Linked DNA regions of Mus musculus: regions 1, 2, 4 and 5 are each linked to region 3. The links are chromatin loops, found by intact Hi-C in ENCODE. Cell type or tissue: heart. All regions are shown on one strand. Links, peaks and the distances in the headings refer to the core of each region. The heading gives the core; the rest is flanking DNA.

What was found. Hi-C counts contacts between places; a loop is a spot of excess contacts. Peaks named below come from ENCODE experiments on the same cell type or tissue, not always from the same donor. Only the 100,000 strongest peaks of a DNase experiment are listed, where the experiment ranks them.
Region 1: a loop joins it to region 3, with 11 times the contacts of the local background. A loop is called at or near these places in 27 of 42 quality-filtered maps.
Region 2: a loop joins it to region 3, with 4 times the contacts of the local background. A loop is called at or near these places in 4 of 42 quality-filtered maps.
Region 4: it touches region 3 in a loop (12-fold over the local background); 21 of 42 quality-filtered maps call a loop at or near these places.
Region 5: it touches region 3 in a loop (10-fold over the local background); 15 of 42 quality-filtered maps call a loop at or near these places.

The regions. Positions count from the first base shown.
Region 1 is chr8:90,789,995-90,796,400 of GRCm38, forward strand. No RefSeq gene overlaps it. Among named protein-coding and RNA genes, the nearest start is that of Gm19935, 24 kb to the right of the region's middle. In heart, for the core only: CTCF peaks have their summits at 3,979 (motif pointing left) and 5,530 (motif pointing right); DNase peaks (open chromatin) are centred at 3,917 and 5,467; H3K4me3 peaks cover 646 bases; H3K27ac peaks cover 789 bases.
Region 2 is chr8:90,461,086-90,467,491 of GRCm38, forward strand. No RefSeq gene overlaps it. Among named protein-coding and RNA genes, the nearest start is that of Gm35797, 27 kb to the right of the region's middle. In heart, for the core only: a CTCF peak has its summit at 2,820 (motif pointing left); no DNase peak of the experiment used is centred there.
Region 3 is chr8:89,997,648-90,004,053 of GRCm38, forward strand. No RefSeq gene overlaps it. Among named protein-coding and RNA genes, the nearest start is that of Gm24212, 330 kb to the left of the region's middle. In heart, for the core only: a CTCF peak has its summit at 3,449 (motif pointing right); no DNase peak of the experiment used is centred there; H3K27ac peaks cover 1,360 bases.
Region 4 is chr8:90,704,735-90,711,140 of GRCm38, forward strand. Gm35850 (a long non-coding RNA gene) reads right to left here. Exons shown (of 5, transcript XR_879078.1): 5 at 4,725-6,406. Among named protein-coding and RNA genes, the nearest start is that of Gm35850, 33 kb to the right of the region's middle. In heart, for the core only: a CTCF peak has its summit at 3,976 (motif pointing left); no DNase peak of the experiment used is centred there.
Region 5 is chr8:90,654,127-90,660,532 of GRCm38, forward strand. No RefSeq gene overlaps it. Among named protein-coding and RNA genes, the nearest start is that of Gm35850, 83 kb to the right of the region's middle. In heart, for the core only: a CTCF peak has its summit at 3,775 (motif pointing left); no DNase peak of the experiment used is centred there.

The DNA.
Region 1 (6,406 bases), core at 961-5,960, 790 kb after region 3:
AAGCCAAACTACAAAGATTCCGAGGCAGGGCCAGCTGCCTGGAAGAAGGGGAAACCAGAGGAGCTACGGGGGAGGGACTTAGACCAGCTGAGTCCCTCAGAAAGGACACTCTCCAGCATATTGACCTGCCTGCAGGCTGTGCAGTGAGCTCCAGGTTTCCCAGATTTTGTGAGCTGTCACCGGTGCTTGGGTGGGCTTTGGTGATGCAGCTGGCTGTCTTTGAGTCTTTCCTTACCCATATCCCTATAGGTAAACCTGTTGTGGATTTGGTTTAATGCTTGCATTATGTTATTTGGGTTTCCAAAATCACACAGGAATCTGCACATCTGCATTTAAGAGGCTGAGGGTCCCTACCTGCAGTTGGCTTTGATTGGTAAATAAAGTTGCTGGCAGCCAATCACTGGGCAGGAAAACAGAGAGTTCTAGGATTGCTGGGTCAGGATGAGGAAGGAGGAAGAAGGCACCATGCCAGGGAAGGAGAAGAAGGTACCATGCAGGGGAAGGAGAAGGGTCCAGGCCTGAGAAGTGTTGGACAGAGAGACAGAGAGATTGCCAACATGTAAGAGTTGGGGGATTGTGGCCCAGGAGGGCTGCAGGCCTGAGTCTGGGGCAGCCAGGATAGAATATAGGTTTTAGTAAGTAATAAGTTTGGAATATCAGAGGGGGGAATGTGCTAGCAAAGTGGAGGAGTGAAGTGGCCCAGCCAGCCATTGAGCTGTTTAAGGTATATTAAATATAAGGCTGTGTGTGTGTGTGTGTGTGTGTGTGTGTGTGTGTGTGTGTGTGTGTGTCTTTCACTTGAGAATCCATAGCTTTGGGGTGGGTAGGGAGGAACTTGAGCTGCTGCTGCTGCTGCTGCTGCTGCTGCTGCTGCTGCTGCTGCTGCTGCTGCTGCTGCTGCTGCTGCTGTTGCCAGGGAGAGTAGAGCGGGTTAATGAACTGTGGCAACACAACTCTAGTAAAACTCATTGGTTCATCAAGTTGGATGGTATCTCTACTTTGGTCTGTCATAGGCTCCCTATTTGGAGTAAATAGATATGTGTGTTCTGTGTCTCCAAAAAAAGTCTTGTCACATAACACCAAGCCACAACCAAGCCCTGAACACAGATTCTTTCTTTCCTCTTTTTCAGATTTATTTATTTATTTTAAGTATGTGAGTATGCTGTTGCTGTCTTCAGACACACCAGAAGAGGGCATCAGATCCCATTACAGATGGTTGTGAGCCACCATGTGGTTGCTGGGAATCGAACTCAGGACCACTGGAAGAGCAGTCTTAACCACTGAGCCATCTCTCCAGCCCCTCCCACCCACCCCCGCAGATTCTTTTTTTTTTTTTTTTTTTTTTTTGGTTTTTGGTTTTTTCGAGACAGGGTTTCTCTGTGTAGCCCTGGCTGTCCTGGAACTCACAATGTAGACCAGGCTGGCCTTGAACTTAGAAATTTGCCTGTCTCTGCCTCCCAATTGCTGGAATTGAAGGCATGGGCCACCACGCCCGGCACTGAAGGCAGATTCTTAATTCAGGATTTGCAGTGAAGTAATTTGTGGAAAGTATGGAAGTTTTCCTCTCTCTCTCTCTCTCTCTCTCTCTCTCTCTCTCTCTCTCTCTCTCTCTCTCTCTCTCTCTCTCTCTCTCTTTCCCTCTCTCTCTCTCTCTCTCTCTCTCTCTCCCTCTCTCTCTCTCTTAGCTAACTCTCACTGTATAGTCCAGGATAGCCTTGAATAAGCAACTCTCCTGCATCTGCATTCCCAAGTGCTGGGATACCACTGGGTGCCACCACACTCAGCCACAGAGCATTTAAATATGCCACCAAGGCTGCACCAGGCACCTACAGGCTTGTTGGTTTGCTTGTTTGTTTTATTCCTGGGGGTGGGAGTGGGCAGTAAAACAGCATCTTGCTCTATGACTCAGGCAGGACTTACACTCTGGATCTCAACCTGATTTATGACAGCAACCAAATTACAGTTACGAAGTAGCAACAAAAGTAATTGTATGGCTGGGGTCACCACAACATGAAGAGCTGTATTAAAGGGTCTCTGCATTAGGAAGGTTGAGAACCACTGCTCTTGGTCTTCTGGCCTATGCCTCCTGCTTCATGGTTTTGTAGAACCAACAGGCCCTGCTCACCACTGGTTTGCCAAGCACTGCATAGCCATGGTCCACGGTGAACAGATACAAAAGAACCTTAGAGATTGCCAAGAGCTTTCCTCCTCATCCTGAAGGGCTAATCAGAGGAGGGAGGCTGGCCCCAGGAGTCAGTACAGGAGTCAGTACCCAGGACATCAAATTCTCAGATCAAAGACTCATTACCTTGAGGGGTGTCGTAGTCCAGGTTTTTGTTCCTGAAAAAAAAAATCATAACCAAGAAACAAGTTGGGGAGGAAAGGGTTTATTCAGCTTACACTTCCACATTGCTGTTCATCACAAAGGAAGCCAGGGCTGGAACTCAAGCAGGTCAGAAAGCAGGAGCCGATGCAGAGGCCATGGAGGGATGTTTCTTACTGGCTTGTTTCCCCTGGCTTGCTCAGCTTGCTTTCTTTTTTTTTTTTTTAATTTTTTTATTAGGTATTTTCCTCATTTACATTTCCAATGCTAGCCCAAAAGTCCCCCATACCCTCCCCCCCCCCACTCCCCTACCCACCCACTCCCACTTCTTGGCCCTGGCGTTCCCCTGTACTGAAGCATCTAAAGTTTGCAAGACCAATGGGCCTCTCTTTCCAATGATGGCCGACTAGGCCATCTTCTGATACATATGCAGCTAGAGACACGGGCTCTGGGGGGTACTGGTTAGTTTATATTGTTGTTCTACCTATAGGGTTGCAGACCCCTTTAGCTCCTTGGGTACTTTCTCTAGCTCCTCCACTGGGGGCCCTGTGATCCATCCAATAGCTGACTGTGAGCATCCACTTCTGTGTTTGCTAGGCCCCGGCATAGTCTCACAAGAGAGAGCTATATCTGGGTCCTTTCATCAGCTTGCTTTCTTATAGAACCCAAGACTACCAGTGCAGTGATGGCACCACCCACAATGGGCCCTCCCCGCTTGATCACTAATTGAGAAAATGCCTTACAGCTGGATCTCAAGGAGGCATTTCCTCAAGAGAGGCTCCTTTCTCTGTGATAACTCCAGCTTGTGCCAAGTTGACAGGAGGTGGGGAGGAGGAGGAGGAAGAGGAGGAAGAGGAGGGAGAGGAGGAGGAGGAGGGAGAGGAGGAGGAGGAGGAAGGGAAGAGGAGGAAGGGAAGAGGAGGAGAGGAGGAAGAGGAGGAGGAGGAAGAGGAGGACTTACTTTGGCTTATTGTCAGTTGCCAGTTCCAGAGAGTTTGGTCCATGATCTCTCAGATCCATTGCTTCAGTCATCGTATGCCGAGCTGATCACAGAAGGGCACTCTGCCTGCAATCCTCAAATTTGGAACCTGAAGCTGATGCAAGAGTTCCAGACCAACCTGGACTACATAACATAGCAAGACTGTGTCTGGAAAATAAAATAGCAGGGAGGAATGCAGCTCAGCAACTGAATATGCCTGACATGCACAAGGCCCTGGGTTTGATCCCCAGTGCCAAGGGAGGAAGGGAGGGGGAGGTGGGAGGGGCATTGAGCACAATTTGACACGGGAGAAAGGAAGTAGGCCCCCAGCTTCAGACTATAGATAGCTCTGAATCCTCAGTTTTTGCCTGTTCTTGAGAGCCAGTCTATGCAACTTCTAGGACGAGCGTCTTCTTGACATTCCTGAGTGTTCCTAAAATGGCTCATGCTTGCTATCCTGGCTGTGTCTGCTCAGCACAGTTAAGGAAGGTGACAACAAGCTGTCTCTCTGCACACGACACGAGGGATTACAAAGGAGACATCTTTGGCTTCTGGATTCCAGAGTTTTCTCCATGGCCCCAAAATCCCTGCTCTGAGAATGTGCAAGACATCCATGCTCAGGGCTGCCAGGCTGGCCTGCATCTCTTTGCCTCTCCTGCCCTCTAGTGGTCACTCCCCATGCTGATCTTTCCACACCATTTTTTTGCTACTGAGTTTTAAAATACAAAACCTGTAAAGAAAATTCTTGCAAATGTATCCAATGCTCAGTGGAACTTCATCTAGCTTTATATGTATTCGACATATCTATTTCTATATGTAGCTTTAAGATACCTTAAGGCTGGACTTATAGTTAAGTGATAGAGCACTTCCTTACCCAGCATACACAAGATCCCAGGTTTTATTCCCCCAGCACAATAATAATAAACTTACCTGTGCATTCATGTACCAGATGCCAATCCCACAAGCTAGGCCCTCTTCAGGAGAATCACAAGTTCAAGGCCAGTTTGGTCTATATAGCTAGTTCTAGGCTAGCTTGGACTTTAGAAGGAAAACCTAGTGTGTGTGTATGTGTGTGTGTGTGTGTGTGTGTGTGTGTGTGTGTGTGTGTGTGTGTGTGTGTGTGTGTGTGTGTGTGTGTTCTATTTTAAGTGTGTGTGTGTGTGTGTGTGTGTGCGTGTTCCATTTTAAGTATATTTTATAAACTTATTACATGTTATTATATTAACATATTATATATAAATAATAAGTTAAAATGTAGCTTTTATGTTCATGAAGCCCTAGCTAGAACGACTAAGAGTAAAAGTTCTAGTCAAATGTTCAGTGCAGTTGATGGTGCTGCAGAGGATACAGGGGATGCCCTAGAGCGTCCTGAAAGGCATCCTGGGAAAGTGAGAGTGAAAATATGAAGGGTGAGGGACCAGAGCTATGATGGCAAAAAGCCAGGGAGTTAGCAAGTCAAAACTTCTGTGTCCAGGGAGAGTAGGATGAGCTTGAAGAAGGGAACATAGAGCTGTGTGGCTGGAATGTCAAACACTGGAGCCTGGGATGGTGGGAATACAGACGGGAGGACTACACGGTGGTCTTCGTGTGAATCTTTGTCTTTATTAAGATGAACCGTTCATTCTCCCTTTCCTCTCTCCCTTCCTAGCCCCCTCCTTCTTCCTGTCTTCCCTTCCTCACTCTTCTTCCTTTCTCCTTCCTTCTTTGCTTCCGGTTGTAAACCCTGGCTGCCCCTTGGGACCATCTAGTCAAAACCTCAGCCAGCAAGATCATTAGGGCTAGGATGAGCATCTCTGGTTTTTAAGGTCTCCCTGGGTGATTCCAGTGTGTGGCTCCAGGAGAAGCCTCCTGGAGACCTAAGAAAGCCTGAATTGTTCGCTTGCCTTTTCCTCCCTCTAGTGACTGTTCTGTGCTCCTAAATCTGCTCTAAACCTGCAGGCAGATGTTACCTCCAAGAAGGTAAATTCTCCTGCCTGACTCTCCACCAGATAGTTGAAGTTTTGAAACAGCGCCCAGGGTGCTGGAAACCCTCAGACCCCAGCCATCAAAGACCTGCGTGGAGGACAGGGAGCTGTGTATACAAATATGTCCAGCCCGGAAGAAACTAAAAACCCTACAGCCTTTCACTCTTTTTACCCTGCCCCTGGAGGAAGCAGGGCCAGCCCCGCCCACACTTCCTTCTCCCCACCGCACCCCACCCCCACCATCCCTTGCCTCTGTTCCATTCTGTCCCCTAGGTGGTGCCAAAGAGCAGTGAGCCTGTTTTCTGTTTTGTTGTACTTTGATCAAGATTAGATCTCTGTTTTGAAAAAGCCCCACTACCGGCAGGTGGAAGAGGGTTTGAAACTGGACCATAGCATCAGAGGAGAGCAGGTCAAAGCCATTAGTAACGCAATTCTGGTGCGAGGTGATGGTGTCATGGCCGCTCTGACTGTAGCAGAAAAAGAAGAGTCACATTGTAGAGAGTGTTGGCTTCCTGTTGGCTTGCACACAGCAGCCAGCTCAGAGAGGAGAGGGATGCGTCAGGGATGTTTTTAGATTCTTGTTTGAATAAACAGATGGGTGTTGGAGTCAGTTCCTGGGGCAGGGAACAGAGGAGCAGATTTCAGGGGTGGAAAATAAGAAAAGTACCAGGGTGGTTATGAACAAATTCAGGATAATGGGCTACAAGAGCCAGGTCACTGTACTCATTTGTGCAGTAAATAATCCAGGCGTGACGGCAGGTGCCTGGAATACCGTGCTTAGGAGAGATGGAGGCAGGGAAACCTAGCTCAAGTTCATCCTTGGATATATAAGGAAGCTTGAGCTAGAGACCTTGTTTCAAAAACACACGCATCCTCACATGGATACACACATTTTCAGCCCTTCGTAATTATCAGGCACAGATTTAAGCTTTTCTCCTTCGAGAAGTTAGACTGGAGCTCGTCCTCTGGTCTCTGGGTAGGACCCTGCCTTACTTCTGCCAGTTGAAAATCCAACAAGGATTTAGCCAGTTCATTCTCAGAGCTGACCACACAGGAGGCACAAAAACCACAATGTTCCTCTTGACTTAAAGAGTTTGTGTCTCTGGGGAGTTTGTATGTTTCTCTTGCCTTCCTGGCCTC
Region 2 (6,406 bases), core at 433-5,432, 460 kb after region 3:
ACCGACACAGTTACAGAAGGAAGGTCAGGAGAGAAGAGACACACTAGAGATCAAGACTGAACCCTTTGTTTACTTCATTTTCTTTTGCTTCGGTTTGATTTTTGGAGACAGAGCATCACTGACCTGAAACTCTGTGTAGACCAAGTTGGCCTTGAACCCACAGGGATTCACCTGCCTGGCTTTGAACCCTTTAGTACGGTCCTGACAGGGAGATGAACGGTTTAGGTCACAGGGCTGGTGAACAGCAGGCCAGTATAAGAAGCCAAGCTCCCGGTTCTCATGCCACTCATTCTTTCCCTTCTTTCCCAAATACCAGCCGCCGTGTCATCTCACTGCTGCTTCAGGATAGGCCTAGGTTCTGTAACCTGCTGCCCCTGGGTTCAGACTCTGTTTCCTAAATTCTAGCATTCACATGTGACAGCTGTGACTCTTCCATATTCGAAAACCACCTCTATGATCTTTTCTCAAATAAATTTTGGTAAACAATCTTTGATTAGTGCCATAGGGAAACTGGTATCATTTTTCCATAACTTTGAAGGATGGAAAGCAGACTGTTGCTAAGATTGCTTCCCAGGGGAAGACATAAATACCACCAACTCCTCCTGCTAAGGTCCTAATAACAAGCCAAGGATTGTTATTCCACCAAATTTCACCCTAAGGGACCTATGGATTTATTGGTCTTCCTGATAGGATATAGGTAAGTGGCTACTTACCGGAGTGTGAGTGGAACCCTTTACCCAGCAGGGATGAGAGGTTTCCCTTAGCTGCAGAGACAGAGTCTCATCTCCTAGTCCTTTCCCACCTATATTTTTCAACAGTTAACCCCAAAGGCTCAAGACCACTTGCAATCAAGACAGAAATGCCTGCATCTGGTTGGGAGGGGTGGCTGGATACTCAGGCTAGGGTCCCATATCCTTCCTCTTTTCAGTATATGAGAAGGGGGACACCAAACAGTCACCAAGCCGGCCAGCCATAATGATCCTTTACAAGCAGGCCTCCTGAAGATAGTAGAGTTTGGGTTTCACAAGGCAAACCAAAATGCCGTCCAATGCTACTCTGATGGTGCTACCCTTTTAAGTCTCTGGGTCTGGCTCTCCCCTTGGATTTTGTTTTAAAGTGGAGAGGCATCTATGTAAGAGGCGTATGGGATACCTTGTTATCTGATAGAAGCTTTCTGTTTTTAACCATTATAGTATTTCCAATAGAGTGATACTCAGAGAAGAAATTTAAACCAATTTCTTTTCTAGCCCAGTGTTTCCAACTTATGGTTCAACCTATGTACCACTTCTAATCGCTGTGCAGTCTCCCACTGGCACATGTATTTGTTAATATGAGCAAGAGCGAGCAGAACATCTGGTTGCATACACACACCTTGCTTTGGTCTTCCAAGCTAAAAGGATGCAGGCACCATGACTGTTCCTTAACTAAGTGGGAAAATTAAACTAGGAATCACTCTCTGTGGCACAATTTTTCATGGGAGATACATCTCAGGTAATAGAAGGGCAAAGCAGGAGAACTCTATGGCTCATGAGACCCTCCTCTTGTTTAAAAAAAATGCTTTCCCCTTAAAAGGTAGATATAATTGTTCCACCTGTGACTATTATAGTTTTTGGCCAAAGAGAGATTATCTTTTGAGCCTGAGGTACTTATAGGAGCATTTTAAAATCAGAGTTTCTTTCACTAGTTGCTAGGAAGGAAGTCAGATTGACGCATAACCACCAACTAGCTCCAGATTGGAGTAAATGTCAACACTGTACACTAGCCTGGGAGTTACACAGCAACAACCACAGGCAACCCTAGTAGCTGCAGCTCCTGGCCAGGAGCTAGCAGGATAATGGGACAACAGACCTTCAAATGCAAGGCAGTGAATTCAGCCAATAGCCAGTAAGTTTGGAGGAGGATTCTGAGTAAAGGCTTGTGAGCCCCAGAAACCATGAGGTAGCTTTGTGCTAAGCTGAAATGAACAGAAGAATATTCTATATGACAAGAGAAAAGGGGAATATAAAGGAATAGAGAAAGAAACTTCTACTCTAGCCCTGAAGAAGTATAAGATGCACCTGTGGGGACTTGAGTTTTCATCAGAGCATATAAGCTTGCATCTGCAAAAGTTATAAGAAAAATAGAAAAAATATAGCTAAAGAGAGTTTTTTTTTAATCTAGTAAATTTGTTTAGAATTTCAAGCACCATTGCGTGGGTGTGCCCGGTTCTTGCTTGGTCTTGTGCACAAGTCCTAGGATGTTCAGGGTCTGGGTTTAGTCCACTTTACAGACTGGGAAAGAGAAGGTACTATTAGTAGAGCCCACGTCAGATAGGTGCAGACACCAGCAAAGTGAGGACTTCACACACACCCTTGATACTGTATCCAGTGTTAAGGCTGGGTAGGGTGGGACCATGTAGACTACCACTTACTATATATCTATAGATGTATAGCTTTTAAATCAAGACCAAAGCTGGTAAATAACATCTTCTAGCCTCCTACACTGGTAAATGGACTTCATAATGATTATAAAGGACTTTTTATTTTTTTAAAGACAAGCTCGTGTCGCTTAGCTCCTATTGAGGTATCTCTAAAGGGATGCAACTGTTCAGAGCCCCCATAAGACCTACTGAGGCGTCGGTTTAGCCCCTACAGGTGTCAGCTTCTCCCTGTGCTCTGTTTTCCTTCCTTACTGTCCTATAGAAGTGTCCCCCAAGAACATACCCAGGGGATCCAGTCTAGGAGAGTCACCCTGTCATCTCTGATTCGCTCATGAAATGTCCTACAGGTGGCTCTTCTAATCTGCACCTTTACCTCCTGATCTTCCCTCCTCAGCCTGCCACCTGCTGGTGCATTCCTGCTGGCTTCCAAGCTAAAGAGTCACCCATTTCTCAGAAGAAAAATGTCCCCACTACCTCCTGCTGTCTGTCATCCTGAGGACCAAACTCAGGCCTAGAGCATGCTAGGCAAATGTTCCATCCCTGAGATACATCCCAGCCCCACCATCCTCTACTTATTAAACCACACTAGTTGCCTCTCTCTCTCTCTCTCTCTCTCTCTCTCTCTCTCTCTCTCTCTCTCTCTCTCTCTGGCAATTGCCCACGTGAATGAACACTCCCATTGAGAGCACCAGCTCTGTTTGCAGGATCACATTCAGCATACCTGCATACATGCTACATACATACATACACATTTAATTATGTGCAATGAGGGCATCCATGTCATTTGCTAGCCGGGCTCATTTAGGACTTTCTTCTCATGCATATCACCGCAGCCTATTATTCCTTGGCAGATTGGACAAGTTTCAAGCTAATAAAAATGTTCTGGCAAATTGCTACTTTGAAAGTGATTGAAGGCAATGTTCTGCTCACAGCGTATGTTTGACCTTTTTGAGGAGGAAATGTAGAAGAAGCCTATGGAAACCTTGTGTCGTGCTAGTTCTCTGACAGCTCTGAATTGCTTGGCCTTGTCAAGTCACTTTAAGCACCACTGAGACCAGCCTTGCTTCCCAAAGTCTTTCTCCCTCCACTTGGACTCATTACATTAAATAATAATGAAAATAACTATAACTCAGTAAAAGGCTGAATTTTTGCTGTCATACATAGCACACTCAAGTGAATGCAACATATTCAAAGTGCATAACAGCCCTGCAAGTCAGTGTTTCTAATTTGTAGGAAATAGAAACAGCTTTAGAGTAACTTAGTAATTTACTCCAAGTCAGTGTTTCAGGGATGGAACCTGGATGAAAACATAGGCCTTTCCTGAAAACTACCCCAAGACTACTTGTGGCCAGCCATAGCTATAGGGGACCATGGCAACTTCCAGCAGGATCCTCTTCTGAACTCCAAAAAAATCTCTCTATCCCTGCAGAGCAGGCGGCAAAGTTGGAGGAATATGTAAGCCCACAAGGAGCCCTTACTGGATGACTCTTGAGAGTTTTTACACAAAGATCCCAGCTCTCAGGGCAGTGGGGTGGGAAGGGACCACCCTAAGGATGCCTGTGCTAGCCCATGTTGCTCTCTGGTGCTAAGCTCCAGTCACTCACTGTCCACACTGGGCTAGTGATGCTCTTCTATTGGCCATCTTCTCTTCCTTGAGTCACATGTCCACTTCCTAGGTAATGCTCTGTGCCCCTCTCCCCATCCAACTATTTGCACTTGAATCTCTGGTTCAAAGCCACCCCTGGAATGATTAAGTAAACCATTCTAGGATCACTGGAGACTAGGGGGTTGAGAAGTGTGTGTGTGTGTGTGTGTGTGTGTGTGTGTGTGTGTGTGTGTGTGTGTAACAGTATTGAGCTGACTCTTGCTCTTTCTTTGGTGACATCAGTGACTTTGGATAATTCTACCTATTACATTGGTCCTAAATCTTGGGCTAATACTCAACTAAACTTCTGCAGGTAAAACTCTCCCTAAGGAAAACCAAGAGTTTTTATAAAGAGTAGTCATAAATTTAAGACATCCAGAGGTTTAAAGGAAACTCAAATCAGTGCTTTAGGTCTGATTTCTATTCCCACACGACACACACCTAGACAATGCACTCGTTGGTTCATGGCCATAGATCATCGAGTCAGTCTGTCCTCAATCTCTCTATTCTCCTACTTAAAAGCTTTGTTTCCTATGACAAAGTCCCTAACCTCTCAGGGACCGCTTAACCTCAGTAAAAATCACGATGAGAACTTTTGTTCTGTGAAGTAATGGCAGGTCAAGTTTTATTTGTATCATGTTTGCACACTGGTAGGCATAGAGTAAGTGTGTGGCACAGATTACTATAGCAGCAAGTATTATTGTTGTTGCTATTGTTGTCAAAGTTAACTTTTAAGGAAAACATTGCAGGACAAGAGCTCAAACACTGTAAGACGTCCCTTGACCTGGACCTGGCTCTCCTCTTGCTTGATCCATTCTGCCATTTACACAACCACTATGGACTGAGTGATACCTTATGATAGAATTCAGAGCTTCTGAAAACAAGGGTGGAGGGGTGTGCTCTCCTAGAACAATACTTCCTCTGCAGAAGAAGATGCAGGACTGTTACCCAATCAAGGCCCACCCTGCTGGGCTCCATCTCCCTCACCCACCTCTACAGAATCTTTTTCAGCTTTGGACAGCTGCCCTCTGAGCACTCAGTCCACTCTGCCTCCCATGCAGTACCTGCGAGCATCTCCCACTGAGGCCCTGTCCTTCCCAGCAATTCTACCCAAGGGGCAGATTCGAGGCTTTATTTCTGCTCACGATCATGCATGTATTGAGCTTGACTCCTGTTCTACGTGATTCATTGAGCCTTTGTTATCTCATTCCTTCCTGGATCACCATTCATTCGTACTCAGCGATCCTTAACTGTGTAGCTAAAGATCTGTGCAGAGATGCCTCTGTTACCCACCAAAGATATGTAATCTCTCTACACCCCAGTTCTCATGTATGCAACCAATAACTCATTCTAAGGGTCCTAGAAATTAAAGCTGTGAGAGAAGAGATACCCTGCATCTTTGCTTCTTGGTATGAAACTCTGAGATATGTACTAGAGCAAGGTTCAGTGGCCTTTTTAAGAGAGGCAGAAAATAAATACTTGAAGTTAGTCACAACTGTTCTACTCCAAACAATACATAAACAAATGATCTTGGATGCATCCCAGTGTAATTTATGTACAAGCAAAGTGGGTGGTCCCTGTCCAAGCTTCTAGAATATCTCAAGGGTCTCCAGAGTTGGTTCCAAAACTCAAGATTCACTCATTAACATACATACTCTTGCTTCTCTTCTTCCTCAGTCTCCCTGAAACACTCTGTGACCATATTGTATTCTAGTCTTAGCTTTGCTGTAGGAGAATTGAAAGCAATAGATTATAAAGGCCGAGTGGAAAGTATCCTGGGGTCATATGATGGAAAAATTATCTAGTCTGATGGAATCACAGGGAGTGTTCCAGGCAATAGAAATAACACTTGGGTAACTCTGAGCAGAACTCATGGATGCTTTCAGAAACCCAGAATTATATCTGAGTGGCAGGGGCATGGATGGAGGTATCCATAGCAGAACAGAGCCATTCACCCACAGAGTTGGGGTCAGATCCCATGAGGCCGCATAGGCATGCTAAGATATTAGCTCTAGATCTTGAAGCAGCAGAGAGCCACAAAGCATCAAAGCATCCATATGGGATGGCATGTGTATGTGCAAAGGCCTGGCATGATTCACTTAGACCTCTGTCTTCTGCCCCCTAGCCAGTACTAATGACCTGCTTCCCTTGCTCTATTCATCCCCCACTTGACCAGAACCCCCTGCAGGAAATGAATAACATCACCCTAAGACAGGCTCATTGGCAGTTAAGTCCCCTCTGAGAACAAGAGGAAATAACCAATAAAAATACCTAGTAAACCAATAACAGAACAAACTAAGCCACAGCACTCAGGGCTCACTGGATTACTCCTTAGATTTGAG
Region 3 (6,406 bases), core at 587-5,586:
TGAATGGAAGCAAGATTTGGTGGTGGGGATCAAACAATAGTTAGCCTTGGTGTAGCCTTCTCCCTTGGGCTTCAGAAGGACCCCTCTTGTTTCCTGCTAGTGCCTCCTACTGCCTGCTATTCAAGGCCAGCCTTCTGACTTCTAGCGTGCTCACCTCTTCCTGTTTGGGTTCCCACAAATCGTTACACAAGAAGCTGAGGAAGAACTCACATGTGCATAGCATATCAACCTTTGAGGGTACACTACCTATCTGGTCCCTAGGAATTCGTGGTTAGGCCAGATAGAAGGCCAGGGTTGAAGCCATCTGAGGCACAATCCCATACTGCATCACCAGTCTTCTTTGGCTTACAACACAGAAGAATCTACCTCCTCCGAGGTAGCCAGGATTTTCTGAAACAGTACTCTTTGCCGTCAATGTTATCTGTGCTTGACCATCGTTCTAACCTCAAGCTTATAAGCTTCTCTCCCTGGCTCTTCCTAAAAGCCCAATACTCTTCTCTTAGCATCATTAAGCTGATGAGGAGACACTCGGAGACAAAAATAAACAGTGACATCTCAAATCTAGTAGCTATTTTGAGAGAGTCAGGATTCACATTTCCCTAACACTTAAACCTAACATACCTGTTTTCTGCAGTAACTAGTGTCTACTCCATCATAATTTGGTAGCCATAGTGACATCCCTCACCAAGAAAACTTAGTAACTTCATATGTCAGGCGCTATTAGGGACCCCTGCAACATCCCCTCTCTGCCATCCCACTATGAAGAGTTCAGAGATAAGCCAAGCAGAAGACAGATGTCTCAAGCTTGAGCTCACCCCAAATAGCTTCCTCTTTGAGCAGAAACCCCTAGATATTCTCTGAGCAGCTGGACAGACAGTGGTGACCATCTTCGGCACCATGGTGTGATAGCTGAAGCAAAGATACACTGAAATCTAAACACACTGATATGTGCACGCACACCATCCTCTTGAATTCATAATCAGGGAGGGTATTAGAAACGGGTGTGGGAGCCACCAGTGGTAGGCACAGTGAGTTGTCTCAGAGGAAAAGACAGCAAGGCTGGTATTCACAGACAATACACTAAATGGGAACCATGTACCTTCAGCAGCTCATGGCCTCAGTCTCCCCAGCCGCACATTGCTAAGGGAAGGTTTCAGACGCGCTACCCTTACTTGAAACGCATGGGGACATCCAAAGGAGAAGCTGAACGAACAGGCTCCGCAGCACTTCTCCTTTCCTTCTTCATTCGCTTTCAGTATTAAGATTGAGGCATTGACTGTGAGCTATTCTTCCTGCAGGATAGAGTGGAATATTGCAAAACGCATTTGCAAGCAGCCTAAATCATGATTGACAAAACGAGATTTGTTAATACAATGGTTTGAGGCACTTGACAGAAATTTTTGTCAACAGTGTAGATTAAGGGATTCCGGGGGAAAAAATGAAATTTGCAGATGAAATGGCTTTGATGTTTCTCCTGAAAAGCATTTTGTTGACAGACTGGATCAGAGTGAAGAAAAAAAATGTGCATTTTCTCAATGCGTGCGTTTTAAGTCTTTGACAAAACACGCATTAGTCCTGCTGCTCGGGATCATTTGTCACCTACTCTATTGGCTTTGCCTCTAACCACAAAGGGGGGTAGGATGTGAGCAGAAAAAAAAATAAAACAAAATAAACCTACTAAGATGGGTCCCGAAATGATGGGGCCCCTTCCGGTAATTTCCCCAAGATCCCCTCACCCCCATGAGGAAATGTCTTCTGCTATCAAGCCACTTAGTTTAGGTAATAAGCAGGAGAAAGTACAAGAAGGTTTCTAAGCCAATAATTCTCAAGGCATGATAGCCAGACTAGCAGGTACCCATGGAAATCACTCAAGCCTACAGCTGCATGAAGGTAGGGAACAGAAACCCACCTCTACATAAGCCCCGTCGATTATTTAAGATATTTAAACTTATTTAAGATATGCGCAGGGTGTGTTGATTTGAGCAATAGACAGAGAAATGGATTGGTTCACATAACTGGAATATTAAGCCTATATGTAATGGTTCAAATATGGCTGGGTCCAGGAGTTCATGCATCATTGCCTTCACAGTGTCCCATTGGTCACCTTCCTCTTTAATGGCCGCATTCTCTATCATGACAATATGTCACCAGCTTCAGGATGTTACCATCTCCTTGATAACCCTGGGGATGGGGAGAGAAACAGAGAGAGAGAGAGAGAGAAAGAGAGAGAGAAAGAAAGAGAGAGAGAGAAAGAGAGAGAGAGAGAGAGAGAGAGAGAGAGCGAGAGAGCAGCTCGGTCTTTGTGTTCTTTTCTGGTGTTATCATAGGCTGAGTGGCCATTTTATCATTTACATGTTAGGGGAGTTTTGAACATGTGAGTCACAAGGAAAAGGAACAAAAGAGCCATCTTACCTTAGAAAACCCGGAATGGATGGGATGCAGGTTCTTGCATCATACACACACACACACACACACACACACACACACACACACACACACACACGCACGTCTACACACTGGTAAGAGAGCTCTATACCAACATCAACCCTCTATGGCTATTTGGTTAACACAAAGAATGGATTAGTTCCTATAAATTTAACCCTACAGCTTTATCAAGAGCAAGAATTCTTAGCTCCACCAGGTATCCCTGAATACAGAGGGCTTCTTAGAATTACTCAGGGGAGGAACCTGCACCCTTAGTGATCCCCACAGAAAAGGCCAGGTGACCATCTTTGACCTTGCTGCACGTGGTGTGGCATCAGCCTCCACAGAGCCTTGCATTCTGCTGCTGTTCACAGAGCAATGTGTTTTGCTGGGGAATAAAAAAACTCATGTACACAGTTTGGCTTTCATCTTCAAACCAAGGCTTCAACTTTGAACTGTCATAGCGTGCCATGTCAGCGTCCCAAATCCAGTGTTTAACAGAGTCAGGGAAGAAAGAAAACATCCATTCCCCCAGAACATCATTTCTACTCTAAAACAAGAATGTGGGGTGTTTTTGTTTTCTTTTGTTGTTTTTTCTATTTGGGAGCAAATGGAAGCTCTCAGCAAGCAATGTCAATCTGACTTGAGAATTGCTATCAAGAACCTACATCTTGTCAACTGCTGCTCATACGGTTGGCTCTCTCGATTATTTGTGCACTGCCGTCTATATTGGGATCTCTTCTAAGGCTGCAGTCCTGTTTCATTCTGCCCTGCGCCTCCGGTACTGGGCGCAGAATATGGCACAGTTGGTGCTGAACATAAAAGACTGCCTTGAATTACGTGGCAGATGACTCCTGCTTCCTTCCGTTTTCGCTCTCTACTGTTAGTGTACATCATTGCGGCAGAAACAGCACTGTTTCTGCCTTCTGTGAGAGAACAGGCTGGGTGTAGGAGGAACAAACTACAGGTCAGCTAGGGAAGACGAACTTAAGACCGCTTTACGCCTAACTCCCGCACATGGCCACCAGAGAGCAGCAGAGGACATGTTGCTGGTGAGGACCATTTTGTCCAGCCTTTGTCTTCCCGGCTCTCAAATTCCCTCAATTTCCCCAGCTTTCATCCTTTTGTTAACTTTTGGCTTTTTATGGGAGCAAGTTTCAGTACAGGACAGTCTGGCTGGTTTTAGAACAAACAATTCTTCAATTTAAAACAATTCTTTTTCTGCCTGTTTAATGTGAATCCTCAGAAAATGCCCTCTCTTTTAGAAAATTAAGTCTTTTCTATCTATTTTAGGCTAGAGCTTTTGCTCCTGGGCACCTTTTCCGTGAGATCTTTAGCTGATCTCGCTCCAGCTGCCATTCATTCTGATTCAAAATCCAGTCTGGGGAAAAGCTCTCATTGGAAGGATAATTAAAGTAGCCGAACAAGTCCATCAGTACCGGCTAATCCCAGTAAGTCCAATTCAGCTTCTATAGATTGAGGGATAAAAGTGTTCTCCCATCAGGGCCGATCATGGCTGGACGGTAGCCCAGTCTAAGGAATCACTCAGTACCTAAACACAAGGTCATGGAGACCAAGTGTCTACATAAGTAAGATTCCGTTTGCTTCAGGTTGATCTAGTTGCAGGGTCAGGGGATAACTGCCAAACGACGACAAAGGTGCACATAGGCTGGGAGAGCCTACACCTGAAACCTTGCTTTCACTCTTAAGTTTACTTCAAATCATGGAAAGTCCCTCCAAGTTGACACGCAACTGAAAAGAGTCCTTTTAAGATGTCAATTTACCAATTGCTAATAAAATCTGTCAATCCTGCTTTGGGAGCCAGATCAATGAGCTAATTGTTTGGTGCTCAATCCTAACAACAGGATTCCAGATCCTAGCTCACAGGACAGGTGTGTCTGAAATCCCAGAGCTCCTACTGTGTGGTGGGAAGTGGGGAAAAAGAAACTCCCAAGATCTCCTACTGTGTGGTGGCTGGTGGGAACAAGAGAACAGCCTTCCACCCCCACCCTCACCCCCAGAAGCTCACAAGCCAGACATCCTTATACTGAGTGGTGAGCTGGAGACCTTGTCTCAAACAAGGTGGAAGGTGAGGGCCAGCATCTGAGGTTGTCCTCTGGTGTCTACCTGCTCACTGTGGCATGGGTTTTACACACACATACACACACACACACAATCACACACACACACACACACAATCACACACATTCACACACAATCACAAACACATTCACACACACACATACACAATCACACACACATTCATATACACATACACACACTCATACTCACACATACACAATCACACACACACTCACACACACACAAACATGTACACTCACACAAACTCACACAATCCACAATCACATACTCGTACACACATATACTCACGCTAATAAAATTAATTATTCTATTTCTAGGAATCTATCTCACATAAATTCATATATGTATGACAGTATGAAAGCATCCACTGAGACATTAATAATTAGACATAACAGATAATTAGAAATAACCTCAATATCCACCAATAGGGAATCATTTCCATATACTTAAGTATACCCATATTATAAAATACCACAGAATTAAAAAACAAAAACAAAAACAACAAAACCCACCAAAACCAGAAAAACAAGAACCTAAACTAAAGCTGGTGGTATCAAAATTGCTAGTCATGCAAAAGGTACTAGGCTTGGTACCCCACACCAGGAAGAAAACATAACGAGGCAGACATGCATTTGGTAAAAGGGAGGGGTGGCTAGAAAATACAGATAGCAATTTATTTAGTAACTCAGGATAGACATTTTTCATTTCAAAGCACAGGGGTATAAATGAATGCAAACACAGACTTCCATTTACAAGGTCTGAAAGGGTTCACATAAAACTGGTTTGAGGGAAATGTTGTAAATCCAACAGAGGAGTTAAAAGGTGGAAATTTTTACCATGTTCTGCTATCACATCGTGCAATTCCTTTTTAAAGAGTCTATAAAGTTGCTTATACAAGTTGGTCCTGATGAGCCGAGTCATGCCTGGTCTCTTATGATCTGCCATGCACTAAAGCTATTGCTCCAGGCTCTAGCTAGCATTTGGGCTACACATCCCCAAGACAAGAAAAGAGTTTTGGGGTTTAGATTTTAAGTCTGCTAAGCATAAACAAACAAAGCTTATGGAAACATGGATTACCAATTAATTCCCAAACTGGAAAGGCAACCTCTGCCTACTTCTGACTGCCAGCCCTGCCCAGAAATGGACAGCAGTTTCTGGAGGGAAGCTTAGAGTTTTGTTGATGTTCCCCATTTACCTGTGAAGCAAGAGAAGACCAGCAGAAACCAGTCTGTAAAATGGACGTACTGGTCTGAGCTTCCTGCACATCATGGAGTGACCATGTCATCTCAAACCAGGATACTTATGAGAGCAAGGGGGTGGGTATAATCCGTAACTGTTGTGGGAGAGCAGTAAGTCTGGATTGCCTTGGGCTGAGTGGATTGTGACCCTCTTCCTACACCAGCCTAACTTCTAAAGAGGTAGCTCTAGAAAGGCCTCATTACGCCTCCTCCAGCCATGAAGCCTTGCTGAGCTATTGTCCCTTATAGAAGCTATCTAAAGGAAAGTGGCTCTTTGTTACCCTATTAAGCATTCATTAATCATTATCTTTTCATTTCTAAAGATTTCTTTTCCTGTTTATTACGTGGATGCATTGTCTTGCATGCATGTATGCATTGTCTTGCATGCGTGTATGCACAGGTGTCCTATGTAGGCCAGAAGAGGGCATCAGGTCCCCTGGAGCTGGAGTTATAGTTGGTTATAAACTGCCTGACATTGGGCTAGGAATACATGTAGATCCTCCCAAAGCAGCAAGCAGCTTTAACCTCTGAGACATCTCTCCAGCTCTACTAACAATTATTATGGCATCTCAGATCCTCAGGAGGAAAAAGCCAATAGCAAATAAACAAATCTGTCCTGGAAGAAATAGGAGCAAAACAGG
Region 4 (6,406 bases), core at 974-5,973, 710 kb after region 3:
CAGGATACCTGTGTCCCACCATTCCGTCCTCTCAGAAAGGAATCTCATTGGTCTATGGACTTGCTTGTCTCTTACAACAGTGAGCCCTTGGCTTCCTCCACCTCTGTTAACATGGTAATTTCAGTGAACCAAATCCCAGTGGAGTAACCCAGACTATGGTCCCAAAACATTATGGGCTACTTAAGCCAGAGAGACCAAGCCAGTGTCCGAGACACCAGTCTCAAGCCAGCAAGAAGGTCCGAAGAAAAGACCGTACAGCTCCACTATAAGTGAGCCTTTCCCCTTAATTAAAAATCTATTAGCAAATTTCCTGATAGGCTGCTGGTATTTACAAATATAAACTAATAGCTATTTATTTGGATGTTTATACTAAGGCTCAAAAATGAGTTTTTCCTTGTAGTGTGATAATTGTTCAGATGGCTTCCTGCTGATTTAATTACTTCAATTAACGAGGATTCTGCAAGAGTTTCCCTTGGCTTTGGTTTCTCTGTGCTGTTATCACTGGGGTCTCATTGATTGTAGCTCGAGGGCCAAGCAGTATCTGAACCACTCAGTCTCAAACACCAGCGCTGAGAGAGATGTAGTCAGTGGAGAGAGAAGAACACAGGAACCAAGCTGCCCGCCTTCCACAGCAGAGAGGCTTCTGGCCCGATTCCACTGTCCTCAGGCTTGTTTGGTTCAAAGGTGCGTGTGGCCACCCCCACCCCCACCCCGTTTTCACCTCTTGCCTCCATGATACCATTGATGAGCTACAAATGGTTAGGTGAAGCCCAATGGGACGACTGTATCCCAATGAGAACCCTGACCCCAGAACCTCGTGTCGTCTCAGACTCTTCTCTGACATGGCCGATACCTGAGGTGGATGCTTTTCAAGGAGAAGGCTTCATCTTGGCTCAGAGTCTCAGAGGTTCAGTCTGTGGACAGCTGGGTGAGACAGAACACTGTGGCAGTGAGTGTGTGGAGGTCTGCTGGGTAGGGTAGAACACTGTGGCAGTGGGTGGAGGCAGAACCGATCACCCTAGGACGGTGATAGAAGGGATCGCAGATCCAATATCAGTCATGCCCACATAGGTGGGCCCATCTCCCACAACTTCATGAACCTCCTGAAGCAGTTCCACCAACTGGGAACCAAGAATATCACAGGAGGCAATGGCAGACATTTCATATACGGGTCTGATGTCCTGGTAGCTGTAAAGTATATCTGCCAGTTCTGCAGCATGCCTTCCTTCAAGATAGCATCAAATTGTTCTCTCTCCCTCCCTCTCCTTGCCGTGTGTGTGTGTGTGTGTGTGTGTGTGTGTGTGTGTGCATGTATATGCGTGTATGTGTATGTGTGTGTTGTATGTATATGTGTATGTATGTGTGTATGTGTGTATATGTATATGTCTGTATGTGTATATGTGTGTGTTGTATGTATATGTATATGTGTGTTATATGTATATGTGTGTATGTTGTATGTGTATGTGTGTGTATGTGTGTATGTGTGTGTTGTATGTATATGTATATGTGTGTTATATGTATATGTGTGTATGTTGTATGTGTATGTGTGTGTATGTATATGTATATGTCTGTATGTGTATATGTGTGTGCTGTATGTATATGTATATGTGTGTTATATGCATATGTGTGTATGTTGTATGTGTATGTGTGTGTATGTGTGTATGTGTGTGTTGTATGTATATGTATATGTGTGTTATATGTATATGTGTGTATGTTGTATGTGTATGTGTGTGTATGTGTGTATGTGTGTGTTGTATGTATATGTATATGTGTGTTATATGTATATGTGTGTATGTTGTATGTGTATGTGTGTGTATGTGTGTGTGTGTAATGTGTTACATGAACTTAGCTTTAGTGTTGTGAGCTCTATAGACAGGCCCATATGACAAGGAACTAAGCTATCCTCCTTCTGGGAACGTTAGAGGTGAGCCCTTTGGATGCCATCTTCCAGGTCTAGTCAAACCCTCCAATGATAGAGCCAGGTCAGAACGTTTACTGCAGCGCCATGAGAAACCCAGAAAGTGAACTACTTACTCTCTTTCCATTAGCAAACCATGGCTAAGCTCATAGAATCTAGGGACCTTACAGTAACAACTCTACCTTCACAGTAGAAACATCCTCACACCAGAAATGGAGAAACACAGTGAACTAAAAGGAACCTTTTCAGAGAGTGCTGGTGACATATGAAAAAAAAATCATACAAGGTAATAGGAGAAATTATACAAGGAGCACAGGAGACGCTTCCTTGAGATGGGGCATCCCAACTGGGATGTAAAGATACATGATACCTGGCAAAGAGAACTCTGGCTTAGAGAGAAAAGCAAGAGCTAACTGAACAAGTTAGGAAACAGCCTGGTAGTTTTATATGCTGAGCAATGAGACAGCGCTGTGTAAAGTATGAGAAAGTGTTAGATGGAAGTATGCAAGGCCTCAAAGCCAACAGCTCTCTCGCCATGGGAGCTGGGAGGTCTCCAGGGGACTTTCAGTAGGGGCGGCCATCTGTTGCACATAGACGTGAAGAAAATAAGGAGCCAAGGAGTGAGTGTTCTGATCCGGGTTACAAACAACCAGGACGACAGTAGAGCTTGCAATCTGAGGTATTGATGAGTGTGTCAGAGCAAGTGTAAGTCCCACCTGTGAGTCTCAGGCCTTAGCCTGGGACAGTGTCAAAGGGAACAAAACCAGGTTTAGCATGGACCAAAAGACAATTGGTACATCGTATGTAAGATATGCTGTGTGAGCTGCAAAAAGTGACTCAATGTATGTCACTTCTTTGAAACCCACAACAATTCTGGGTTAATCTGGAGAGAGTGTGTGTCTTCCTTTTACCAATGAGGAAACCTGAGGCTCAGAAAAAGGCTATGGTCTGTGTGACATCACCAGCCAGGAAGAAGCCAAGCAGGTGCATAGACACAAAGGGCGATAGGGACAGTTATTTGTGTTGTTATTCCCTGCATGTTCAGCACCCTTGCCCATCAACACACTCCACCGCTGTGACAACCAGATGACTCCCAACCCCCATCACCCCGCCCCATGTGATTCAGCTTCCCATCGCTATAATGAAATGTCCGAGATCGTTAACATAAGAGAAGAGCTTTGCTCTGGCTCATGATCCTATTGCTTATCCTATTGGCTCTATTGCTTACAGTAAAGCAGCACAACCTGGCAGAAGCCCATGAGAGAGCAAAACTGATCACCTCATCAATCAGCGGCCAAAGGGAAAGAAGGAGAGGCCGTGGTTCCACTGCCCATTCGTGGACAAACCCCAGGGACCTCAGGACAAATCCCTAAGGCCCAAGTCCTATGTCCCTGTAATGCCACCCTATGGGCCAAGACATTAACACATGAGCCTTTAGGGCACATCATATATCCTGACTGCAGTATCCTTGGAGGGACATGCACACATGTGCACACATGTGCACGCACACATACACACATGCACATGCACACAGACACACACCACACATACCCCATCCCATATCATGCCACATACATGCACCACACATAGACACACACACATGCCACCCCACACCATACACACACACACACACACACACACACACACACACACACGAGTTGATATATTCATGGAAGACCTCCTTCCATCAAACACTTACTGAAGGCTGAAGAAATGGAAAAAGATCAGACCTACTATCTAACCTTGAAGACCTGTCAAGCAGGGAAGATGATTCATCCCTACAATACCTAGCAAGATGTTGTAGCTGGTTCCTAGGCCTGCTACAGGAAATCCTTCCCACGGACAAGAATCAAACAGGAATCTGACCCACAAAAGGACCCACTGTGCAGCAGAGGATTGTGGAACTTCGGGCAAGATATTAAAATATTCTCTTGGGCTGACCAAATTCTAAGCATTAGAGTTGATGAACGGCTTTATTGAATTTTGTGGATAAATATTTAAAGCTTTCCAGGGTTTGTGTAAATCACACCCAGCAGATGCACTTGCTCACAGCGCCATCTGCTGGTAGATTCCAGTGTTGTGCAGAGAAATTAAAAGGCATCCAACCCAGAATTGGGTCTGGTAGAGATAAGGCATTGCCGGGTTGTCCCACAACAGGAGACTCAGTGCAGGTTGATGTGAAGGCACCAATAATCAGAAGCTGCAGAGCTTCTGAGAGGAAAAAACTCTAGAACAGCCAGCAGACCAGGACGCTGGCAAGAGTGCTCATAGTCTCACAGTCTCAGGATGCACACTCCCAGGATGCATTGCCCCACTGATTATAACACCTGAACCATTACACTTGTCACATAAAAGGTACTGCACCGTCCTTTAAAAATTATGTTGGAGGCAAATATCCTTTAGTGTCTGTTCTATATGGTTCCTGGCTCCAGCTGTTAAATGTGCATACCTGGTTGGGAGTGAATATGGGAACCGTCAGGGGGAGACAACGAAAGAGGAGGAAGGGAGAGGGGGGAGAGGGAGGGGGGAGGGAGGGAGAGTAACTGTTTAAAGAAGGCGATCGTGGAAAGCTTTAGAACTAAACAGAAGGCAGACTCCTGCCAGGAGGAGGGGCAGCAGAGAAAAGGGAGGAGAAGAATTAGGGGAGAGTTGACCAAAATGAAATATGCATGAAGTCCCATGCAAAGCCTGTTGTTTGTAAGTTAACTTATACAGTAAAAAAAAAAAATATATATATATATATATATATATATACATATATAATAAAATGTTTTTAGAAAGAAGGAAAATATACTACCCAAAAGAATTACATAGGAGAAGCACATTTAATGGCATGAAAAGGGTTCAGATTTGACGTTGTAAAGCTTTCAAAGCAAAGGGGGGGGGAACAGACAGCACAATATTGACAACGTATCTGTAGTGGACAGAATATTGGACTGTTTTTGTAGTTCTGCTTCTAGATGTTTTCAAATTTTCACTAGTGTGTATGAACCACTTTTGCTGAGAAGAAAAAGATAACTACCCCAAGAGTGGATACCTCTGTCCTTCCACCAGCTGTGTGTGGCAGGTCACTTCCTGTGGCTGTACAGTCAGAGCAGAGGAAGTCAGGTCACATTGACAACAATGGCTACAGCAGCAATTCCCAGGGGAGTCCCTTCCTGCTGAACATAGCGAGGGTAAAGTGCCCAACACTGTGCCTGGCACGCAGTAAAAGTTGAGTTAATATGAACTATTATTATTCATAACATTATTACTACCAAGGTTAACCTTTCCTCAACTACACAGAACACTGCCTCATAGCCTAAGAAGAAAGATGAAAGCAATACATAGAAAATATCTAATCGTACTAGAGAGTTAGTGGTAAAGTCAGACAAGAAGTGGTACCCCGCAGGCTCCAATGCTAGGCAAGCTCTCCCTATCCACTCACTCTAACTCAACCAGGGGATATCCTCAGAGGGCTTTCACGGAGCCTAAAAGTAAGAACAAAAGCACATAGGGTCCCCAGAAATCTGTCCAGGATGACCAGGAAGCATCAAGAGTCCCCTCCCTCTCTTCCCACAATCCCCTCTTCTCCCTGTTTCAATGCGTCTTCAGTGACATTCTCACACTGACTCCCCTGTGCATGACAGCTAGCCAGCTCAGCTTCCGTCTCCCCAATCCAGGCTCCCGAGTGGAGAATGAGATCTGACGCGTTGTCGTGTTTCCACACCAGATCACCTATCCCTTGGCCCCCCGTGAGGTCAGTTACCGTGGATCAGACCCTCTGGTGCAACTGAGCTGGCCAAAGGCACTGGGTCACATGGTATAGAGTGTGCCACTGCGAGTATTCATCCAGGACTATGGTTTGGTCTCTGCACAGAAGAAGACATTGACCTTTTAGAATGGAACTTTCTAGAACAGAACTTACTGCTTTCTGATTGCTTTGCAAGGTTTCTTATTCATCCTCGTAGACCCTCCCTGTGTTTTATTAGTGTTTGATGCTTGACTGTGCTGGAGGAAAGTCTTTTTTTTTTCTGGAAGCAGATTAATGTCCTTAGTTATTTATCTGTTCGAGTGAAGATGCCACATCTGGTGTAGTAGCTGCTTCGTAGCTAAGGTTAGAGAACTCCATTGTCATCTACCAGAATCCATCTGGGTTCACAGAGGCCTGAGTTCTCCATTCATCAAAAATGAATGACAATGTAACTGGGGCCGCCAGCTCAGCACACTTAGCTTCTGCCAACTGGCATTTTCTTCCATTTCCTTAGCTGACTCTTTACCGTGCTGAAGATGCAGGGGCGGTGGCAGGAGAGGGTCTGCTTTTCACTTACATTTCCCCACTGTGGCAATTCTGACCCACAAGACAAGTAACACTCCAAGCTAGCCATGAAGACTGTCCATCCCATTACACACTTAAGAACTTCAGACGTGCCAGCCATGGTAAAGCCATTCTTAGCCAGCTTGATCTTCATAGTGATCAGGTGAGAGCCAGGATGGGCCGAGCTACAT
Region 5 (6,406 bases), core at 860-5,859, 660 kb after region 3:
ATTTTTGCATTTTGTAAATAAACAAACAAAAACAACCATGCTGCTGTAGTGTGTACGTTTTGCCTGTACATCTTGCCTGGCAGATCATTTCTGTAACTGGTAGGTTCATATTGCGGTAGGACCACTAAATGTCTTTGTTCCCTAGCATCCTGTGAAACGCCTTCTGGCACCGTAGAAACTCGTAAATGGGGAGGAAACTTTCAACTTTCAACTCAGTTCCAGTTCCAGCTTGGTTTCTCTATATCCTGCAACCAACGTGTGTAATACCTTCAGCAATAGGGTCTTATCACCTAGTTCTATGGACAACCAAGAGGAATGACCAAATCGAACATTGTTTGGGGGACTTCTGATGACTCCGGGGCCAACCGGCAGGAGAAGTATCCCACTCTCGGCACTGGGCTTTTGTTTTACAGACCATGGCTTCTAGATGCAGCACTAGTCGACCTTGTCGGCTCCCTCCTTTCAATCACTTTTTAAAATCCACCCCATCTCTGCTTAAACCTTCTGGCTCCCACCATATCCCCTCTCTACTTTCCTAGCATCCACACTGCAAGCTTCCCCTCCTTTTTTTGGTTTCACTGCTTCAACAAATACTCTGAATTTAACATATAAATGTAAAAATTCAAAACTAGGATCCATGAACGAGAGAGAACGTGCACTGTGTGTCTTTCCAGGCCTGGGTCACCTCAGTGTGTTTTGCAACTCCACTCATTTACCTGGAATTTTCATAATTACATTTTCTTACAACTGAATATAATTTCATTTTCTCAACTGATGAATCAGTTGACTGATATCCAGGCTAATTCAACCTCCCAGCTATTGTGAATATGCAACAATGAACATGGATAAAAAAAAGTGTGTCTGTAGTGGAACAGACTCCTTGGCTATCTGCCCAAGAGTGATGTAGCCGGGTCACATTGTCGCTCTATAGCTTTTTGAGCAATGTCCACACTGATTTCCACAGTGGCTGTAGCAGTTTACAGTCCCCCCAGAAGTGTGTAAGAACTCCCCCCTTTTCCCACATCAATACTAGAATTTATTGGCAGCTATTTTCAAGATGATAGTGATAACCATTCTAATTGGGGTGCTTTCAAAAATAGTTTTAATTTGCATTTGCATGATGAATAATGGTATTTTGAACACTTTTAAAATTACTTCCCAGCCATTTTTGAGAACGTTGTATTTGGTTCCAAAGTTTTTTGTTTTTTGTTTTAATTGGGCATTTATTGCTTGGGTTTAGTTTTCTGGGTTTTTTACATACTCTAAACATCAATCCTCTGTCAGATATATAACTGGCTGGGATTTTCCTCCCCCTTCATAGGTTACCTTTTCATACAACTGTTTCCTTTGCTGTACAGAAGTATTTTTTTAATCTATGAAGCCCAATTGTCAATTGTTGACCTTATGTTCTGGGCAACCAGGTTTCTATTTAGAAAGTCCATACCTATGCCAACCTCTTGTAACATAGTCCTTACCTTTCCCTCTACCGGTATTCAGCGTCTGGGGTTTTACATTAAGGTCTTCAATGCACTTGGAATTGATTTTTGTACAGGGTGAGAGATAAGGATCTAGCTTAATTGTTCTACATGCTACACATACACTTTACCCAGAGTCACTTGCTAAAGAAGCTGTCTTTTCTCCAGTGTGCACTTTTTGTCGTCTTTGTACAAAATCAACTGACTATAACTGTGTAGACTTATATCTGCGCCCTCTGTTCTATTACACTAATTTACATGTCTATTTTTGTGGTAGAACCATGATGTTTTTAATAATTACTATGGACTGGAATGTATCTTAAGATTGGGTAGACCAAGTACCGTGTTATTTTAAGTAGTATAACTTGGTGATATAATTCTAAGTCAGGAAGTGGGATGCATCCAATTTCACTTTTCCTTCTCAGTATTGCTTTGGTTGACTGGAGTGTGTATGTGTGTGTGTGTGTGTGTGTGTGTGTGTGTGTGTGTGTGTGTGTGTGTGTGTGTTCATACACGTGCGCATTTAGCATGTTTATTTCTGGAAGTAGTCCCCTTGGTATTTTGATAAGGATTGCACTCTATCCACCACTCTGGATACTATTTTTAATTTCTCATTGCAAGCTCGATTAGAAGATTCTCTAACATGTTTCAGAAAGCAACAGGAAGTAATGAAAATAAACTTACAGTAGCTGGAATACAGAAAATAAAGAGATAACACCCCTTGATCGTCGGGAAGCACTGATTTCCGAGGAAGGGCTATCGAGTAAAACACAGCTTTGTCCTCATCCAGGAAGGTACTGTGGGTCTTGGCCACACTTTCTATTTATGGCTATGCAGATAGGTTGGCTTTATTTTAAAGATTTTTTTTAAAGGATTCCCTTCATGTTAAAAGAGGTTTGGATGAAATGAATCTGTTAGTCTCCCTAGCTCTAAGATCCTGTGTTTTTATGACAGTAAACTCACTCAAACAGCTGTTGTTTTTTAAATAACTAATTAGCAGTACCATAGTTGGCTACTAAAGTTAATTGAAGGGGGAAAAAAGCCAAGTAATAAATTACTTCGACCCATGTGATTGTTTCCTTGTTATAGAACGACAGTAAGTACTCGGAATGGGGTTGATTTGTTATTAAGATCATGATGATACCTACCACTACTCATTGTTATGCAACAGAAACTTTGCTTGGGTTCCTGCCTTAATCTTCCCTGAGTCCATTAAGTAGATCATATAATTTCCCCCATTTATATGTCAGAAAGGCTCAAGAGGTTAACTGAATTTCCCCGAGATTGTAGATAAGTGACAGAGCCAAGATTTGAATCCAGATTGACTTTATGCCAAAACTTTTGTTCTTCTCCATCATACCATACAGACTCCAGACTTAAGGACAAACTCCGCTCATGGGCACAAGCCAGTTTTAATCTACCCTTTGATGACTGACTGACTGGTTGACTCTTTGACAGATCAAATACCTTCCATGCCAAGCCTCCAATAGGATAAGAGAAACCAATTTTCCCACCATTCTCCACTCTGTACATTTGAATAAGTCTTTGTATTTCCCTGCAGGTATAAGACAATGCTCGTTTAAAAGGGATCAGAGATCCATATTTGTCTTTACCCGGTCTCATCCATGATTCATTTTTAACAGAAGCAAGCCCCTCCTCCCCCTTCCCTCTGCCCGTTCCTCGTACATAGCTATATTGCTTGGCTGACTGCACGGATCCTTTGACAAAGCATGTGTCACTCTCACAGCTAATAGATTGATATGATAGCAAACAAATGTCTTTCCATTTGGAAGAATTTATACTTGAGAAAACACCTTTCCCCCAGGACCCTCTACTTATCCATGAGGATGAATCATGGGGATGGGTACAAGACAATCCCTACAGAGAGGTTTTTCAAAACCAGCTTTGATTGGTTGGCCTTCAGCTAGGTTTTTTTGCTTTTTTTTTTTTTTTAAGCACCTACAAATTAGGCATGCCGATTATCTTTTCAAAGTCTTTCTGGCTTTGTTCATTTTAATGGCAGAATAAGACAGCATTTAGACCCAAACACTTTCCCGGCAGTGTGCAAGCTGGGCCCTAAACATTTACCAAGAAATCGTCCCAGGGTCCAGTCGTCTTTCAAACAGAAACAGTGTTTAGCTACATAGAAATCACTTTAGGACAGAGCTGTTCCAACAGTCGCTGTGCCCACAGAAAAGGATTCTATTTTGGCTAGCAAATACTTGCAAAAAAAAAAAAAAAAAAAAAAAAGCCTTTCTAGCTATCCATGGGAAAGGAGTGAGTGCCCCCTGGTGAAAATGTGGGAAACGCTTCCATATGTTGTTTTTGGCTGGCAAGAAGGTGCAGATGTCTTCACAATAAAAATATACTCGCTGAGAGTGCTCATATCCTTGAGAAGAGCTGGCACCGTTTGCAGGACTGGATCTAAAGGTGACAAAGGCATACAAAGGAAGCAGGACAGAGGGCCTACACCAGAACAGACAAGTTGGAGCCACAGGTGAACCCGAATTTAAGTGTCTCTTTCTGGCTTCACCAAACCTACCCTCCATCTGTCTCCACCCTCTTCCTTGTCCAGGGGAGCCAACCTATAGGACTTTATTATGTATCCCTTGGCCTTCTGCCCTCTAGTCAGGTTTACCCAAGGGGAGGCACTGGCTGGTGATGGAGGAGGAGGTATAGGAAAATGTTTATTCCCAGGCTCCATCCTTCCAGTACATTTGGAAGGTACTGTCTCCCCTTTCCCCTGCCACCACCACTGCCCATAATCTCAGCAACTCCAGACAGCTGTTCTATATAACTTTCTCTTGAAGGTCTGGTGCCCTTTAAGCATATGGTGGTTAGAGCTCCTCACTGTTGCTGGCTTGAAGTACTTCACCATTCTCCCAGAGTTCCCTTCCTGCTACACCCACCTTGGTTAAAACAAAACAAGTTCAGACAGCAAAAATGCACACTGACAACCTTTATCAAGGTACCATCTCCTTTCCAAGTTTATCCTGACTGGTGCACATGCCACGATTTCTATAATATGCCTTTAAAATGCAGGTAGAGTGCTACACGCATAGAAGCTCAGAAGGAAGCTGGAAAGGATGCTGAGGCAGGAGGATTGTGAGTCTGGGGCCCAACTTGGACTGCGTAGCAGGACTCTTATCTCAGACAAATAAACAGTAACAACATACAATATACACAAAACATAAATGCAATAGACATCTAGATTTGTGTAGCACCAGGGACCCCTAAATCTCCCAGTCATTGTAGGCTCCAAATCACCTGGACAGAAGTGAAGTTAAAAAAAAAAAGAAAAAAGTATGGCCAGCTGTACAAAGGTAAGGCAGAAATCTCAGTGGTTTTCAGAGTCTTACTTCCTTCCGTGGCCTGTGACATCTTTAGCTCAAAGTCAAAGCTCTGACTTTGTTTTGAGTAGGACGAAGATTCTGTTTACATTTAGCCTTCACCCATCTCTCCAGGGTGAAGAGAGAACAAATTGTCCTGTCAGGAGAGATCCGTGAGATTAAACAATAGTGTGTTGGCTCTATGGTGCTAAACTGTTGAGAGTAGAGGCTCTGCAGACCCAAGAACAAAAGGACAGCCCCCTGGTCTGTAACCAGGGCACCAGCCCAAGGGTCTGTTCACTGGCAGGAACACACAGATGTAGCTGGACCCTGCCAGTCCTCCACACATCCGGACTTTCTGCATGATTCCATTGTGAGGCTGTCATTCCGGATTGTGCCTGTGAACTCTCTGCTGCTGGGGGTGGAGAGGAGGAGGGAGGAGCAGAGGAGCTAGCATGGCCTTAGGCTTTCAAAGCTGGGCTCCACTCCCAGTCTTACTTCTCCCTTACTGTGTGATGGGGAACAATGTTAACCCTTCCAAGACCCTTCCCCAACCTCCCAGTGAAGATAACCACAGCATCAATGCCGTTTACCCACCTAGCTGGTGTCATGAACCTGGGAGAGCAGGACCTAAAAATGAAGCAAAATAAAGTCGCATCCAAGATTCAACTATTCAACTTTATTCAGAGCATCGGACAATTTATATGCTGAGGGTTAAGAAGAGTCACCTGAGTGAAGTGTCCAATCACAAGGACAATGCCTCACATGGCAAAAGCATGTTTTCCCCTGAGGAACATGAGTGACAGCACATGAGGTAACTTCACTCCTATCCACTGCACCTGGGAAGAGCACAAAAACACATTTCAAGAACAATTTTGTGTTTTGAAGAAACCGAGGTCACAAGACTCTCGTCTTGTTTTGCTGGAGTTTTCTCACTAGCAGTCAGATTTCTCACATGACTCCGCTCTTGGGCTGTTCTGACACAGTGGTATGAAGGGTAAACAGAGTCATAAGAAATGAAGTGTGGCATCCCAAACACACTGAGGACATCTGTTGTAGAAGACTTGGCTTCATCCTCCTAAATTCTAAAGAGGGCATAGGCCTCCACCTCTGCACTGAAGTTCAACAGTCAGATCATCATACAGAAAATGGGTTTGAGCTAACAGCTTGAGTTGTTTTACATCCAGAAACGTTCTCCTGGGCCCGTAAGATACCACTAAAGCCTGACAACCTAAATTTGATGGCAGGATCCCATAGAGGATGGAGAGGAAAGCAACTCTTGAACGTTGTTTCCTCCTGACCTCCATACTCAGGCTGTAGCACCTGGATGTCCATCACGATGATGATGATGGTGGTGGTGGTGGTGATGATGATGGTTTTTAAAGAAAAATTTTAAAGTATTTAAATTCAAAAGTTTAAAGAAAATTCTCCCTTTCACACCTGGCCCATTTCAGCACACTAGGAATAAGAAAAATAATGATAAAAACTTATTGTGAGGTCCTCATGACACAACAGATACTCTACAAAGCTATCTTTAATTTTATGATTATCAAATATATAAAGGCATATATTTAAAGAGTCAAGGAGTCATAGAAGATTACA